Linked DNA regions of Mus musculus: region 1 is linked to region 2. The links are chromatin loops, found by intact Hi-C in ENCODE. Cell type or tissue: heart. All regions are shown on one strand. Each heading gives the region's core, and the rest is flanking DNA. Links, peaks and the distances in the headings are about the cores only.

Region 1 (8,334 bases), core at 310-8,309, 73 kb before region 2:
ACATTTTTTCACATTCATGTGTGAGCATCTATGTACATGCAAGTAAGCACACACATGTGCCACAGCGTTCACATGAAGGTCAGGGGACCCCTTGAACCCCTGGAGTCTCAGGGATGGAACCCTGGTCACAGGCTTTCTAGCAAATCCCTTCATGGTTGAGCCATTTCACTGTCCAGCTTTCACACGAATAGAATCCAAACAAGACAGGTATCACATGACATCATACTCTTTCCAATTCTGAATATTGACTGGGAAAGTGCCAGGCACTGTGCTGGGTACCTGGAGATGCAACTAAAAGGTGGTTTGTAATGTTAAGAAACATCAGACAATAAGAAACACTTTCTGAGCCTGGTGTGGTGGCCCACACCTTTGATCCCAACACTTGGGAGGCAGAGGCAGGCAGATTGCTGAGTTCAAGGCCAGCCTGGTCTACAGAGTGAGTTCCAGGACAGCCAGGGCTACATGGCTACACACACTTGTAATCCCAACTTTGGAAGAGAAACTAAGCTACACAGAAAGACAGATGCTGTCTTCAAAAGAATCAATCAATTGATCTCTCAAGAGGCAAACAAAACATTTAAAAATAAAACTTTTTTTTTTTTTTACTTTTAAGGTTTAAATTTTTAATTTTTGAGAATTTCATGGAGACTGTATGTATTCACAGTATTTACCTCCCCTCCCCTCTAACTTCTCAGGTTCATGTCTCTTCTTCACTTTTATTGTTGTTACACATATGTAACTTTATTAATTATTTAGTTAGTTAGTCTTGGTTTTTCGAGACAGGGTTTCTCTTTGTAGCCCTGGCTGTCCTGGAATTTACTCTGTAGTGTGAATGCTGGCCTCGAACTCAGAAATCTGCCTGCCTCTGCCTCCCAAGTGCTGGGATTAAAAGCGTGCGCCACCACTGCCCGGCTACATAACTTATTGAGTTCATTTAGTGTGGCTTGAATGTACTTGGATTTGATAACCCTTCAGGTGTTGGGGATTGGGTCTAACTCTGAAGGTCCTTGTCCTCAATTGGTTTTTAACCAATCAATAAAGATGCCAGCGGCCAATGGCTGAGCAAAGAAAGATGGGGTGTGTCCCTTGGGTTTGTGAGGGCTAGGACACTGGAGAGAGGAAGAGAGAAGAGAATCCCTGTGACTGGGTGTGGGGGAGGGGGGCGAATGAGATTTAGGAGCTGCTGGAGAGAAAGCCAACTAGCCATGTGAGAATTGAGTGGGTGGCCACTGGCCACTTCCCCAATCGGCCTGGGGTAGCAGCAAGAGGTGTAGAACTGCTCAGCTTTTAAGCTAATCCCAGCATTTCAAAATTGGGCTAAAGTGTGTGTGTCTTTCATCGGAAGAATTCCTGGGCCGGTGGCTGGGAGCACGTGACCCACCACCCACACCCACCGTGAGCACTAAGTGGTGTAGCCCAAATTCACCGCAACAATCAGGGAACTCATTTACGCAAAGAACTGGTGTTTCCTCCCAGAGCAGCAGTTGCTTGCCTTTGGTGATATCTTACTGAACCAGTCATCACCATGGTTCATAGTTTGACAGTTAGGTAGGATCACAGACTTTTCCTCTCCCTTCGGAGCTTGCATAACATCTTCAGAAAGTTCCTTGAAAAGGAAGCGTCCAGGCCAGTTCTAGCTCAAGTCCAGCACCTCCTGTGTCCAGAATATGGAGTGTCTTCAACAATCCCGTCTTGCCTTGGGTGTTTACTTAACTCTTTTTTTCTTGAGTTCTTTGCATATTCTAGGTATTAATCTTCTGTCAGCTTTATGCAGCTAGCAAAGGTTCTCTCCCGCTCTGAGGCTCGCTCTTCTCTTCACTGCTCCCTGTGCTGTACAGGCGCTTTTAAGTTTTATGAAGGCTCATTTGTCAATTGTCATCTTTAATTCCTGAACAGACAGAGTCCGACTTATAAATTCCTTTTCTGCCCATGTTTTCTTCTAGAAGTCTTAGGGTTTCTAGTCAGGTTTCACATTAAAGTCTTCAATTCACTTAGAGTTGATTTTTGTGCAGAGTAACAGATATAGATATAACTTCATTTTTCTTCAAAATATGGACACTCCATTTTCCCAGCATCATTTGTTGAAGATGTTCTCTTTCCCCCAGTGTGCATTTTTTTGGCTTCTATCATACACCAGTTGGTGAGCTACAGGTCTAACTCAGTGGTAGAGTATTTGTCTAGCATGCACGAAGCCCTGAGTTTGATCTCCAGTATGAAGAAAACCTAACAAAAGTATATTTAAGTCAGGTGTGTTAGTTCATACCTTCAATTTCACTCCCACTGGAGGCCAAGTCAGGAGGATTGCTGTAAGTTTGAGAGCAGTCAGGACTACATTGTAAGCCTGTGTCTCACAATTGGAAAATAAATGTGTATGGCTGTTTTGCCTACATGTGTACATGAATGTGCATCTTGTGTGCATCCCTGGCACACACAAAAGAGGGGTCCAGTCCCCTGGTGGTTGTGAGCCACTATGTGGGTCCTGGGAACTGAAGCCAGGTCCCTGCCAGAGCAGTCAGTGCTCTTAACCTTTGAGTCATCTCTCTGTCTTAATTTCTGTCCCTTAGTGCAACGTCCATGACCAAGGCAACTCTTCCAGAAGAAAGCATTTATTTGGGGGTTTATTTACACATTTAGAAGGTTAGTCCAGGAACATCATGGCAGAAAGTGTGGAAGGCAGCAGGCAGACATGGGGCTGAGAGCTTTCATCCTGACGATAGTGCTGATGCAAGTTAGACAGTCAATAGTGAATCATTAAAAATTTCTGTTGTTGTTTTGAGATGGGGTCTTACTGTGTGTTTTAGTTAGGGTTAGGTCATGCAACAAAACAGCATGACCAAAAGCAGGTTGGGAAGGAAAGGGCTTATTCAGTTTACACTTCTACATTGCTGTTCATCATTGAAGGAAGACAGGACAGGAACTCAACCAGGGCTGAAGCCTGAAGGCAGGAGCTGATGCCGAGGCCATGGAGGGGTGCTGCTTACTGGCTTGCTCAGCATGGCTTGCTCAGCCTGCTTTCTTTCTTTCTTTCTTTCTTTCTTTTTTTTAAAAAAGATTTATTTATTATATGTAAGTACACTGTAGCTGTCTTCAGACACACCAGAAGAGGGCATCAGATCTCATTACAGATGGTTGTGAGCCACCATGTGGTTGCTGGGATATGAACTCAGGACCTCTGGAAGAGCAATCAGTGCTCTTAACCGCTGAGCCATCTCTCCAGCCCTCAGCCTGCTTTCTTATAGAACCCAGGACCACCAGGCCAGGGATGGTACCACCCACAATGGGCTAGCCCTTCCTACATTGGTCACTAATCAAGAAAAGGACCCTATAGCCCAATATAATGGAGGCATTTTCTCAACCGAGTTTCCCTCCTTTCAAACAATTCTAGTTTGTGTCAAATTTGCATAAACTAGTCAGCACACTATGTAATGTGTAATGGTGAACTGGGAACTCCCTGTGTAGACCAGGCTGGCCTTGAATTCCTAGACAGCCACCTGCCTCTGCTTCCCAGGTGCTAAGAATAAAGGTGAACACCACCATGTCAGCCATGAAAGGACTGACAACATGACTCAGCAATTGCTGGGCAGCCTGAGTTTTATCCCTGGGACTAGAAAGAGAACTGGCTGCTTCAAGTTGGCCTGTGATCTCCACACACTTTCCATGGTACACACATCACCACCCCCACTCCTGATACACATATAAGGAAACAAACAAATGGAATAATTTTGAATGGGGTTAGTAAAAAGACGACTCGGATGTGGTGGTGCATGCCTGTAATACTACCACTTGGAAAATAGAGACAGAAAGGTCAGGAGTTCAAAGCCAGCCTGAGATATGTGAGAGCCTAGCTCAAAACAAAACAAAACAAAAAAAGAATCCCCGAGGGCTAGAGGGATGGCTCAGCAGTTAAGAGCACTGACTGCTCTCTTCCAGAGGTTCTGAGTTCAATTCCCAGCAACCACATGGTGGCTCACAACCATCTGTAATGAGATCTGATGCCCTCTTCTGGTGTATCTGAAGACAGCTACAGTGTACTCACATACATAAAATAAATAAATAAATAATCTTTAAAAAAGAAAAAAGAATACCCAACATAAAATTAAATAGAAAAAGGGGAAATATAGCTGGGTGTCATGTGCAAACTTGTAAGTCCTAACATTACAAGGCAAAGGCAAAAGGGTTGGCATGAGTTTGAGGTCATCTCAGGGTACCTATCAAGTCTACAGGCGACAGGGCTACCTACTGAGAACCTGTTTCAAAACCAGGAAATCAAAAAGTAACATGTAAATCACAGACAAATAAGGTTACAAGAGGGGATGTCCTGTACGGTTACTCTGAAGACCCGAGAAGATGCTATAGAGGTCCAAAGTAAACAAGGACATGTGATAACGGGAAAGAGGGAGAAGCCAAACAAACAGCCTAGAAAAACTGTCCCAGTTCATGTGACACTAGGAAGAGCCAGGGTAGGAAGTCTGGAAGGATTCTCAGAGGTACAACTCCAGGAAGACACAACTAAGTTCAGAAGCCTCATGGGAACCAGGTAGTGTGGTTGGTCCTACATAATTTGAGGGGCTGAGAGCATGCCACAAGTTGAAGTTATTCTGGACCATAGAGTGAAACCATAGTCTGAAAAAAAAAATGGTGGGCAATGCGTGAAACGGGTGGGTTAGGAGAGCACCAGGATAGAAGAGGCTGGAGAATGGCTGACAGCGTCTTCCCTTGTCTTAGGCATGACCCGTTCCAAGGAGACTTTGGGTTGGCCTGCCACTGCTGTATTCTAAAAGCACTTCATCCTGACATCAGTTCTTAAGTTTCCCAACACAGTGTAAGTCTGGAATATTCATGGGCTGCTCACCAAGTGAAGAACGATTACAAAGTAACTTCTGAATAGAGACTGTGACTCAGCCAGTCTCACCTCACTCCACTCTCGGACTTTCAAGGGTCCACGTAAATCCTGCCAACACAGCATGCCAGTCACTGCTCAGTCTCAGCCACACCTCAGATTCACGTTGATGACAAAGTGTAAGTCTGGCAGGATGGGTCACATGCACGCTCTGCTTCTTCCTGCCAGCAACCTCATGGCCAAGGCCTTCCTGCCCTGTCTGCCTACTTTGGTATTAAAAGCAGCCACACCCCAGTAGGAGAGCACATCCCACCAGCTGGCTGCGGGGAGGGAGACGTGAGTGACAACCCACTGGACTTTGCCAGGAAGGGAAAGGGCAGGTGCTGGCCAAGAAGTGTTGCAATTCAGGAAATTTCTGGCCTTGGGCAAGCTGCCGACATCCCTTGCTGTGCAGTAGCCTGGCTTCTAGTTTGTTTAACTCTTACTGGAAACAAACATGTGACGAGTGACCCAGTTCTTTCCCAGTGGAATTTCTTTCCTCGGTGTGCCCTCGGAGGATTCTTGACAACTAAAAGTCACCACTCACTGCCCCTTTAGCTTCACTTTGACTTTAAATTTCAAATATGTAATTTCAAGATTCCAGTTTGGGTGTAGTCTCTCTCTCACTCTCTCCTCCCCTCACTCTTTTTCCCTCCTTCCTGTTTTTCTTTTTAAGAAGAGTTGGCATTTATTGAGAAACGTAGCTAACCATTGTACCACATGCCTGTAATTCCAATACTCAGGAGGAAGGTCAGGGATTCAACATCACTATCTGCTACGAAGGCCAGCCTGGACAACCTGAGGAGGTGGGGGGGGGGGGGGGGGAGAAGGAGAAGGAGGAGGAGAGGAAGAGAAAGGAGGAGGAGGAAATAAAAAAAGTGGGGAGGGGGGAAGACACCAAACAAACACAAACTCAAAAAACCAGAGTGAGATGGATTAGCAGGTAAGGGTGCCTGCCTTAGTCAGGGTTTGTATTCCTGCACAAAACATCATGACCAAGAAACATGTTGGGGAGGAAAGGGTTTATTCAACTTATACTTCCACATTGCTGTTCACCAAAGAAATCCAGGACAGGAACTCACACAGGGCAGGAGCTGATGCAGAGGCCATGGAGGGGTGCTGCTTACTGGCTTGCTGTCCCTGGCTTGCTCAGTTCTAGAACTACCAGCCCAGGGATGGCACCACAGGGGGTTAGGCCCTCCTCCTTGATCACTAATTGAGAAAATGCCTTACAGCTGGATCTCATGGAGGCCTTTCCCCAAGGGAGGCTCCTTTCTGAGATAACTCCTGTTTGTGTCAAGTTGACACACAAAGCCAGCCAGTACACCCCCACACACACCCACACACACAAACACACACACACACACACACACACACACCCCTACTCCCTGTTTAAAATGTTTAAATGATGTGGTTACAGGCTTCTCAGGACTGAGTCATCATTCTGTTGCCAGTGTTGTTTTATTTGGGGGAGGCAGGGGGATTTTATTGTTGTTGTTTTAAAGATTTACTTTTAATTATGTGTGAATCTGAGTGTGGGTATGGGCAGATAGATACCTGTATAGACCAGCAAAGGGTGTCAGATTCCCTGGAACTGAAGTTAGAGGCAGTTATGAGCTGTCCAAAAAGATGCTAAGAACCAAACTCAGGTCCTCTGTAAGAGCAGCTCAGGCCCCTGACTGTCCTAGAGTGGAGAGATCAGACAGGCTGAGAGCAGGGAACACTACTCAGAGGTCTTTGGCAAAAAGCTTACTAACATCTCTTCTTTCAGTATCACTTCCACGGAAAGGGAACCATAACTATATTTTCTCACAAAATGTTTGTCATAAAAAATATGGAACAAATTAAATAAGAATTTAGTAATTCTTTGGGGTTTGTGTTTTATTGTTTTGTTTTGAGATTGGGTCTCACTACGTAGCTCGGGCTGGCCTTGAACTTGAAATCCTCCTGCCTCAGCCTCTCAGATGCTGGAAACACAGGTGTGCAGAGCCATTCCTAAAGCATAAAGATTGTATTATTTCGTGTGTACACATGCATGTGTGTCTGTGCGTGTGTGTGTGTGTGGAGGCCAGGGGACATTGCTGGGTATCACTCCTTGCCTTTTGCCTTTAGTCAGGATCTCTCTTACGTTGTCTGCTGCAGCATAAGCCAAGCTGGCTGGCCAGGCGCTGCTGGGAGCCTCCTGCCTTCACCTCTCGCCTCTGAAGGAACCTTGTGATTCTAAGCACTGGCTGCCTCGGCAGCTTTACCTGTGTTCTGGGGATCCAAGTCCTGTTTTCACATTTGCTTCAAAAACTGTTACCCACAAGAGCCAATTCTCCGGTCCCAATTATTTCTATTTATCGCTCCTTTTTTTTTTTTTTTTTTTTTTGGCATTGCTGGGGATTGAACCCTTGATGTAGTAATTATTTAATCTCAGTCGGGGGTTTCTATCACACCTTTGATCATTCAATTCCCAGATAAAAGATACAAGACTATGTATTTACACAAAGCTTTTTAAAGCACTAAACCTGGGCAGATAGCTCCCCTCTAAGTTCTTATGTCTACTCCCTGCCAGTAACCCTGAGATCTGACTAGCCATGTTCCATCTGGGCTGCTCTTAACTCCAGTTGGCCAGCCCTCATGGCCATGTCTTCACAACTCACCTAAATACCCCCATGGCATCTTCTCCTCTTTCCACCTTTCCTCTTTTCCTTTCTGGTCTCTCCAGACCCGAAGCCCAGGAACCCAAACACCACCTACTTCTCTTCTGCCCAGCTGTGTTCAACCAAAAGTTTTAAATTAAGGAGCAAGGTCACATAGCAGTTCTTGATGTGTGTGAGGTATTTGTGCCCAAAAGTACATAGGCCTAAAACAGTGATTTCAGAACCTGGTTTAGGGTAGCTTTCCTCCCAGGTCTGTTTGAGAGAAGAACACATTAATAACAGAGCATAGGCAAGCATTCACCGAGAGCCCAGCACATAAGGCAGAGGCTGGAAGATCAAAATAAGTTTGGTTTACATACTGAATTCCATGTCAGCTGGAACTACAGGAGCTAGGCATGGTGGCACACACCTTTAATCCCAAGAATGAGGGGAGAGACAGGTAAATCTTCATGAATTGAAGACCAGCTGAGCCAACATAGCATGTTGCAGGATAGCCAGGCCTGTATGAGCCAGGTCTCAAACATCCAAAACCAAACGTACCACTACCCCTCAAAACAGAAACAAGACAAGGGGCTGGGGAGAAGACCTAGTGGTCAAGAGCCCTAGCTGCTGTTGCTAAAGACCTGAATTCAGTTTCCAGTGGCACACAACTGCCTGTCATGGCAGTTCCAGGGGATCAGTGCCCTCTTCTGGCTTCTTGGCACCCCAGTTTCACCCCAGCCTCTTAAAATGAGGCTCGAATCCTGGTTTCTCACCCAACTTCCAGCCTGTGCTTAAAGTGCACACACTCAGCGATGCACAGAACAGCAG
Region 2 (8,334 bases), core at 233-8,232:
TTCCAACCTTTCCCCTTAGGCCTTTCTTCCGATCAGCCCCTTTAGGTCTTTCTTCTGACCTGCCCCCTTAGGTCTTTGCTTTCTGTTACGTGGCCACCAGCTCTTTCAACACCTCAGCCCATGTGAGTTTCTTGCTCGTGTGTTACTGGCTTATTTCAGCTTGCCATTCTGGAGATAGTGACGTGCCCTGAGGGTTGCTTAGGAAGATTTTACAGACAATATTCTGTGCTGACACAGTCTTTCTTTCTCAGCATTCAGGTAGAAGCAGCCTCCAGATGGTGCCATGGGCCTGCTTCCTGCTAGACAGAATTGTCCAGGTTCAAACACTGTAACTGAAGACGGCAGGGAAGAAGGTTCCTATCTACGTTTGGAAGCATTTTATTTCCTATTTTGTTTCGGGTGACATGACTGTATTTTCTCCACGAGTCACATCGTTTTCTCTCCTACATACTGTTCCCCACCAGGATTTCCCGTTGCCTTTACTCTCCCCTCAAATCCTTTCCCCCCACCCCATCCCACTGTTTGTGATTCATGTAGGTCACGTTTTGTTGGTCTGTGTTGGGGATTTCAAAACAGGATTATTTTTATCCTACCCAAAGAATATAAACCATGCTGAAGCCTGTCATTTGTCAAAAGGAGGTCTGAATCTGAAAGCTGAAATAATATGTAGTATGATGTGGGTGGTATTTCAGCTGTTTTCCGAAGTAACTAAACTCCATCCCTTTATTCCAATAAAGTATCCATTTATCAGGAATTTCCTGTTTCAACGTTATTATCCCCAATGAAGGGAACTTGTTTTGTGAGTAGCCTGGGAAGAAAAACGTATTTATGCTTTAAAACTATACATTATGTAGAACTACTTCTATTCGCCTTTAGTTCCTTCCCTCCAAAAGGAAAACAAAACAAAACAAAAAACAAACAAACAAAAAAACAAAACCCAACCAACCCCCTCCACAAAAACCTCACTTAATAGTACATTCTGCATTTTTAACTCCAGCCCCAGGTAAAGGAAGAGAGATTTTTTTTTTTTTAAAGAGACCTGAGTGGTATCATAAACAATGCAGACACTTGTATGTAGAATAGTTAAAAGATACCAAGTTTAAAAAAAAATACTGAGTAGTTTCCTGGCATTCAAGAATGCCACCTCCAACCCAGCTTTAGGAAGATATTCTTGAGCTGGGAAGATGGCTCAAAATGTAAAATCACTGCTCTGCAAGTATAAGTTCAAATCCCCACTGCCCATGTAAAAAGCTGGATGTGGCTGTACAATGCTACCATGAGAGTCAAGAATAATAATTAGCCAAAGGTATTTACTGTCACAGAGGAAGGATTTCTAGTCAGCGTTCTGTGGCTAGGCAGAGACACTGTCTACGCCAGATCTTATAAAAGAGAAGCATTTACTGGGGATGTCTTACAGTTAGTTTCATAGGTTTGATCCATTATCATCACGACAGGGAACATGGAGTCACGTAGGCAGACATGGTGCTAGAGAAGTACCTCAGTGTTTTACATCCAATCCAGAGGCAGCAGGAAGAGAAAGACACTGGGCCTGGCTTGGGCTTTTAACCTACTGCACCCCCCCAGTGACATACTTACTTCCTCCAACAATCTTGCCCAAGCTAGTATCTTGCTGGCAAGAATTCACTCGGACAACCGGATCTTTCTACGGCAAAGCTTTTATTGCTTCAACATAAGGAAGACCCGAACCCGGAAAATGGTGCTGCTTATATAGCCTGCAGCGTGACGTTTCAGCACCTGATGTGGCGTGACAGCACCCGATTAGTTGCTCGCCCATCACCCCATTACTTACGCCCTGAGATGGGCAGTGGCTGGGCGTGAATTTACTCTTGCACTTGCGCATAAGGCTTGTTTACTAGTTAGGCACAGTGGAAGCCAGCGCCATCTTATAATGGTGATTGCTCACGGCATGGCTCTCCACACAACAAGGCCACACCTAATCCCTTTCAAGTAGTATCTCTCCCCAGTGATCATGCATTCAAATATAGGAGTCTACAGGGACCATTCTTATTCAAACCACCACAAGGGATGTTATATCTATGCTGTTAGGTGCTAGAAAATGGAACAAAAAAAAGTATGAAGACTGAAGAGAAGATACAATTTATTAAAGAGATTCAAGAATACAAATCACCATGCACAAGAAATCCATGATGTCAAAAGTAGAAACTGAATACATATATGTCTGGGTGGGCAGACTACGCAGGAGGAACCCAGCCCAGAGTTACCTATCTTTCCACCACATCAGATGACAACAGTATTACTTTGTAACAAGCAACCTAAATAGCAGCTTGTCTCTAAAGTTTATACACAAGCCTGTGTGTAGCTGTCTAATGAGAACAAACAGGATTTCCACTGCTATTGGCAGAGCTCTGCTGTAAAAATTTATTGAAGATGAATGATTGTGTCCATTGTGATATAAATAGATGATTTGTGAATTCAGATGTCACAAGCAATCAAGTGTAGTGGTTAGATGTTGTCTTTTGTGGAAATCTGTGCCCAGTACTTAGTGAGTTGTATAATCTTGGATGCCCATCTGTAATTTGAAGATAATAGTCACACTAAAAACCTCATAGGTTGGGATGAGAAATAGGTATTAACATTTAAAACATCCAGAAAAGCACTTGGTGCAGAGTGAGTGATCTTATTATTTTGACATTATTCTGGCTTTTAGCCAGTTCACTGAGCAAAATAATCTGGAGTCTCATAGATGCTGGAGGACTCCTGTAAAGGAGTTACAAGAGTAAAGTTAAGAAAATGACGGTGGGGCTGGAGGACCAGGGTTCAGTTCCCATTCACCCAGAGGGTGGCTCGCAATCATGTGTAACTCGTTTCAGGCGATCTGACGCCCTCTTCTGACCTCCTCAGGCACCAGACTCGGTGTGCACGCATACATTCAGACAAAACAAACAAAATAACACAAAAAAATGTTAAAAAAAGTTTTAAAAAAGGAAAGTGAGTCCATTCATGAATTTATATCACATTTATTGTGTTTAGGGAAAAGTTTCATTCGGTTAGGGTGTTAACTAAGGACAGTTTTTTTCACGTTAGAGTGTGACCTGGACTCTGGCGTTTTAGGGTATAAACTAGTAAAAATTGATTACAGTCTGCCTTTTTCTTCTCTTCATTCCTTCCACTTCCCTCGAGTTTACTCTGTATAGCCCTGGCTGTCCTGGAACTCACTTTGTAGACCAAGCTGGCCTCGAACTCAGAGATCCACCTGCCTCTGCCTCCCAAATGCTTGGGATTAAAGGCGTGCACTCCTTAAAAAAATCATATATATATATATATATATATATATATATATATATATATATATATATATGGTATCTTATTTGACCTAGTTGTGGCAATTTAAGAGAGGGTAGAATAGGAAGAACACGCAGAAGCTTTTAATACAAGAAAACCTCAGACTACTAATTATTAGGTGTGTATCATCAATAACAATTTTGAACTTGTATCACTCTGGAGGAAAAGGAGAGTATGACTTCTTGAATTTCCTCATCGGGTAACTTTAGACCCGTTATGAACACAAGCTGTGCAAATCATGTTACTTGGGCTTGTCAATCAAAATTTTGGATAAAACTTGTCCTATACAATTCCTCTTCTTAGGAGTTGGCGCCCCAGCTCCAGGCCGAGCCTTGAGGGCGGAGCTACAGGGCAACTCCTGACCTGGGGGGTGGGGGGTTAAGTTAGAGTTAGGGTGGTGCTGTACGGTGGGCGAGCGCGGGGCGCTGGTCGCCGAAGCCGCCGAGGGCGGCCGAGGACTGATTAGGACAGCCGAGCGGTGCGGACTGCCAAGGGCTGCCGAGGCGCCTAGCCTTGCGGAGGGCTGCCAAGGACAGCTAAGCGTTGCCAAGGGCGGCCAAGCGCTGCCAAGGTGCCGCCGAGCGTTGCATAGGACTGGCAAGGACTGCCGAGCGGCGCCGAGCGTTGCCGAAGTCAGATAAGACAGCCGAGCGCCGCCGAGCCTCGCAGAGGGCGGACGAGGAGAGACCGCAGCACGCCCGCGCCATGGGTCCGGTGGTGGAGCGGCCGGCCGAGCCCGGCACGAGCAGCGCCGCCGAGCTGGAGCTGCTGAAACGGCGAGCGGCCGAGCGCATCGACGAGGCGGCCGAGCGCCTGGGCGCGCTGAGCCGCGCCATCTGGAGCGCGCCCGAGCTGGCCTACGAAGAGCACCGCGCGCACGGCGAGCTCACGCGCTTCTTCGAGTGCGAGCCGCCGGCCGCCTCGTGGGCGGTGCAGCCGCACTTCGGGCTCCCCACCGCCTTCCGTGCCGAGTGGGCGCCGCCGGAGTCCGCGGCGGGGCCCCGCGCGCTGCAGGTGGCCTTCCTGTGCGAGTACGACGCGCTGCCAGCCCTGGGCCACGCCTGCGGCCACAACCTCATCGCCGAGGTCGGGGTGGCTGCGGCGCTCGGCCTGCGGGCTGCGCTGGAGAGCATCGCTGCGCCGCCGCCGGTCAAGGTGAGCCACTCCGGGCCAGCGCGGGGCGTGCCGGATCCAGCCCGGAGTGCCAGACCAGTCGGAGTACCAGACCGGTTATTTTTGGTGGCAGACAGCTGCAGTTTGCTCATTGGGTCGTGTGCTATCTGGAGGAAATAAATGGAGACTTAACAAACAAAAGATTTTGATTTGAATAATTGGTATTTGTATAGTAAATTTCAGTGTTTAGAACTACCAGGCTGCCAAACCACTAAAGAGCAGAACTAACGGAGAAGCTAACAAAACATTTACTACGTAGATAGGTTCATATTTAAGTGTACATTTTATTTCATATTAAACAGGCGTCTCGGTTCTTTAAGCAGGAAAATGTCGTGCATGTCTGTCTTGGGCAGGTCCGATCTTGTGTTTACTCTTTAGGATAGTGTATTTAATTCTGTGAGCAAGGTTATATGTCACAACTCAGCTCGGCTCACCCGCCAGTGGCAGTAATGTAATCCTCTGCAACAAACAATTTATCTCTTGTGGCCTCTAGGTTTCTGTGTTGTTTGGGGAGGAGGGCCGTGAGACCCTGGACCGACTTAGGAAAGTTCTCAGCGGTTGGCAATGAGCCCAGTAGATTCAGAGAGGCTTAGCGGCCAGGAGTGGTGGTGCATGCCAGGCGGAGCTCTGTGAGTTCGAGGTCAGCCTAGTCTATCTGAGCTCCAGGACAGTCAGGATTACATAGAGAGACCCTGTCTTACCCCCTCCCTCAAAAAGCAGCTTAACTTAAGGTACATTATAAATTTAAAAATAAATAAAGCCAGACTTTGAGAAGTATACCAACTTCAAATTTCAAGTGGTTGTTCTCAGCAACGTTCCTCTCTTACCAGAAAATGGAATATGAGTGGATTCCCTTTGCTTTCATTGTATTTTTATACCTGACCTTAACAATACTTTAATCTTATGCAGAGGCTGTGCCTTTGCTTTTTAAAAATTGCTTGAAGAAGTTAAGCTTAGGTATCAAAGTAAAAGGTTTATTCTGTCAAGTTCTCTTTTGTTCGATTAGGTGTTTGGTGACCCTTAGGTCTTCCTGGTTGAACTGGTGAAATCGAGTTAGTAAGTTTGTGTAATAGTTGGGGGTTTCTAACCATGGCACTGAGGTTGTTTAAGGCTCGTCAATGAAAGGTTAATGAGTTAAGACTTTTAAGGTGGTTTCTCAGTGAGGAGTCCGTCTCAACCGGAAGGAGAGCTCTGTAGGCTCTGGAGACTTGCTTTGTAACCCGGGACGCCTGTAGCCTGCCTGAAATGATGCAGACTGCAGACTGCTTACTACCTCGCAGGCTTCTTGTGAGGGTAACAGACAGGCCACGTGCAAGATCCTTTTCAGTAAAGCTCATGACTGATTGATTATACCTGTCATACACATACATTAAACAGTCTTAGCCACGAAGAAACTTTAACAGATAAGTCCTAGCAAATGTTAAAGTACATATAATTCTACTTCTTTTGGTCTTTGTTATGACTTGGGTGGAGTATAAAATTGGGGGAATTTTCCTATAGCACTTCTAGCATGCATTTATACCAGATTACTATAACAATACATATTAAATTTTATGATTCTGCACAATATACTTTAATTCATGGTATAAATGTCAGACTATAACTTCTCTTCAGGGGTTAAGGACTTAAGTGTATATCCTGAATACACACGCGCTAAAACCCATGTCATGTTTTCCTGCTAGGAATCTCTTTGCTAACATCTGCATTTCCTTGTAGGTGATTGTCCTGGGAACCCCTGCAGAAGAAGATGGTGGTGGCAAAATTGATCTAATTGAAGCAGGTGCCTTCGAAAACCTTGATGTTGTTTTTATGGCTCATCCCTCTCAGGAGAACGCTGCCTATCTCCCGGATGTGGCCGAGCACGAGTGAGTAGTCACACTGAGGATAATTCCTTAGTGGGCAACAGGCTGCAGAACAATCAAAGCTAGGCCAAAAGTACTTGTCATGCGCGCCTAGCGACCAACCGACCAGAGTTCAACCCTCGGAACCCACATCACATCGGAGAGAATATTTCTTTTGATCTCCACAGGTATCCCATTGCACGCACCACCCCCCAGTCCCCTACCACATACACAGACATAATTAGGAAAAGGGAGGTAAGCCAGACACTAAACCTCTGCATTCATACATTTCAAATGTTAAATGAACTACGCACCTCTAATCTCATTACTCAGGAGGTTAAGGCAGGAAGAGTGTAAGGCCAGTGTAGACTGCACAGAAGACCCTGGGAACTGGGCAGTGCGGATGTGAGGTTTGCTTTACAGCCTCCCTTCTGATCGTGATTTGTTATTATGGTCATAATTGAACTATTAAAGGAGTATCAAACCCTTGTGCTCTCTTTTGAACTTAACCTGGCTCCTGGAGAACAGCTGTGCTTTGATAAGGACTTGTCTTTACAAGGGACAGTTTTGTTAAGACGAGAGGAAAGCCCTTCTTCATGCTGCTTTTAACTTGGTTCTAGGGAGCCAGAGGAGGGTTCTCTTTTGCATCTAGAAGGATGTACCATGCATTGAACTGCTGTGAATTTTTAACCACAAATGACAGTGAGAGTAGGGACAGTTGTGGTATGGTTAATGGTCCTGTCCCCAGGAGCCACTGCTGGGCTGTGTCGGGTAGTTCTGTAGTAGCTGGGAATCTGGGTTGTAATAATAGAACTATCCCTGCAGTGTAGCTGGGCTCAAGAATTTCACTTCTCTGAACCCCACCAGACCTTGTTTTCAAAGGGTAGTCATTTTAATTGTATTTTTCTCCCTTTCTTCCTTCTTCCTTCCATCCAACTATCTATCCATCTGTCTGTCTGTCTGTCTGTCTGTCTGTCTGTCTGTCTACTTTTCCAGACAGGGTTTCTCTGTGTAGCCTTGGCTGTCCTGGAACTCACTCTGTAGACCAGGCTGGCCTCGAACTTACAAAGACCCGCCAATCTTTGTCTCCAGAGTACTGGGGTTAAAAAGTATTGGGATAGCACTGCCCAGCGGTATCTTCATTCATACCAACTTGGAACTGTTACTGTGAGAGTAGAAACGATTCACTTTGTATGGGGAGGGGAGGGAGATATAATTTTATCTCTGTACTTCTGGAAAACATTAGAAGTTACAAATGTCTGCCAGTGCTTCTGGCTGGAAGAGGCCTGCAAACGGTAGGCAGGCTTCCCAGACTATTTGGACTATATTTAGGCCTTGATCTTATGTTTGTCTTGATCTTAAAGTCAACCCAATTGGTTCCACATACTCTACCCCCTCAATTAAGGTCTGGTATATAGCACAGGCTTGCCTGGAACTCCCTGTGTAGTTGAGGTTGTCCTTGAACTGCCTGCCTCTGCTACTGCAGTACTGGGATTGCAGGTGTGTGTATCCATGTCTTGTTTGTGTGGTGCTGGGGAGTTGGATGAGCCTAAGACTGTATGCATGTTAGATAAACACTCTGCCATCTGAACTATGCACCCAGCCCAGCTTGGTTTATTTATTTTGTTTGTTTGTTTGTTTGTTAAACAATCTCATATAGCCCAGGCTAGCCTCAGATCTGCCATGCAGCTGAAGATGATCTAGACCTTCTGATCCTTTTGCCTCCCCAGTGCTGGGATTGCAGGTATACACCACTATGCCTAGTTATACACGGAGTTAGAAATCGAAGCAGGGCTTCGTGTATGCCAGGCAAGCATTCTACCAGATGAACTCTGATGATATCTACACTACACACACACACACACACACACACACACACACACACACACACACACCTTACTATGTAGCCCTGGCCACCCTGGAACTCAATCTGCAGTCTAGGCTGGCCTTGAATTTGTAAAGATCTACCTGGCCCTACCTCCTGAGGGCTGGGATC

What was found. Peaks named below come from ENCODE experiments on the same cell type or tissue, not always from the same donor. Only the 100,000 strongest peaks of a DNase experiment are listed, where the experiment ranks them.
Region 1: a loop joins it to region 2, with 11 times the contacts of the local background. A loop is called at or near these places in 2 of 42 quality-filtered maps.

Annotation. Positions count from the first base shown.
Region 1 is chr4:33,258,306-33,266,639 of GRCm38, reverse strand. No RefSeq gene overlaps it. Among named protein-coding and RNA genes, the nearest start is that of Pnrc1, 14 kb to the right of the region's middle. In heart, for the core only: CTCF peaks have their summits at 3,988 (motif pointing left), 4,916 and 5,116; a DNase peak (open chromatin) is centred at 5,159; H3K27ac peaks cover 1,175 bases.
Region 2 is chr4:33,185,076-33,193,409 of GRCm38, reverse strand. It overlaps Pm20d2 (peptidase M20 domain containing 2), which reads left to right and starts at 3,673. Exons shown (of 7, transcript NM_001034867.2): 1 at 3,673-4,479; 2 at 6,214-6,362. The coding sequence starts at 4,030. In heart, for the core only: CTCF peaks have their summits at 4,441 and 5,110; DNase peaks (open chromatin) are centred at 3,959 and 4,469; H3K4me3 peaks cover 1,652 bases; H3K27ac peaks cover 959 bases; H3K27me3 peaks cover 222 bases.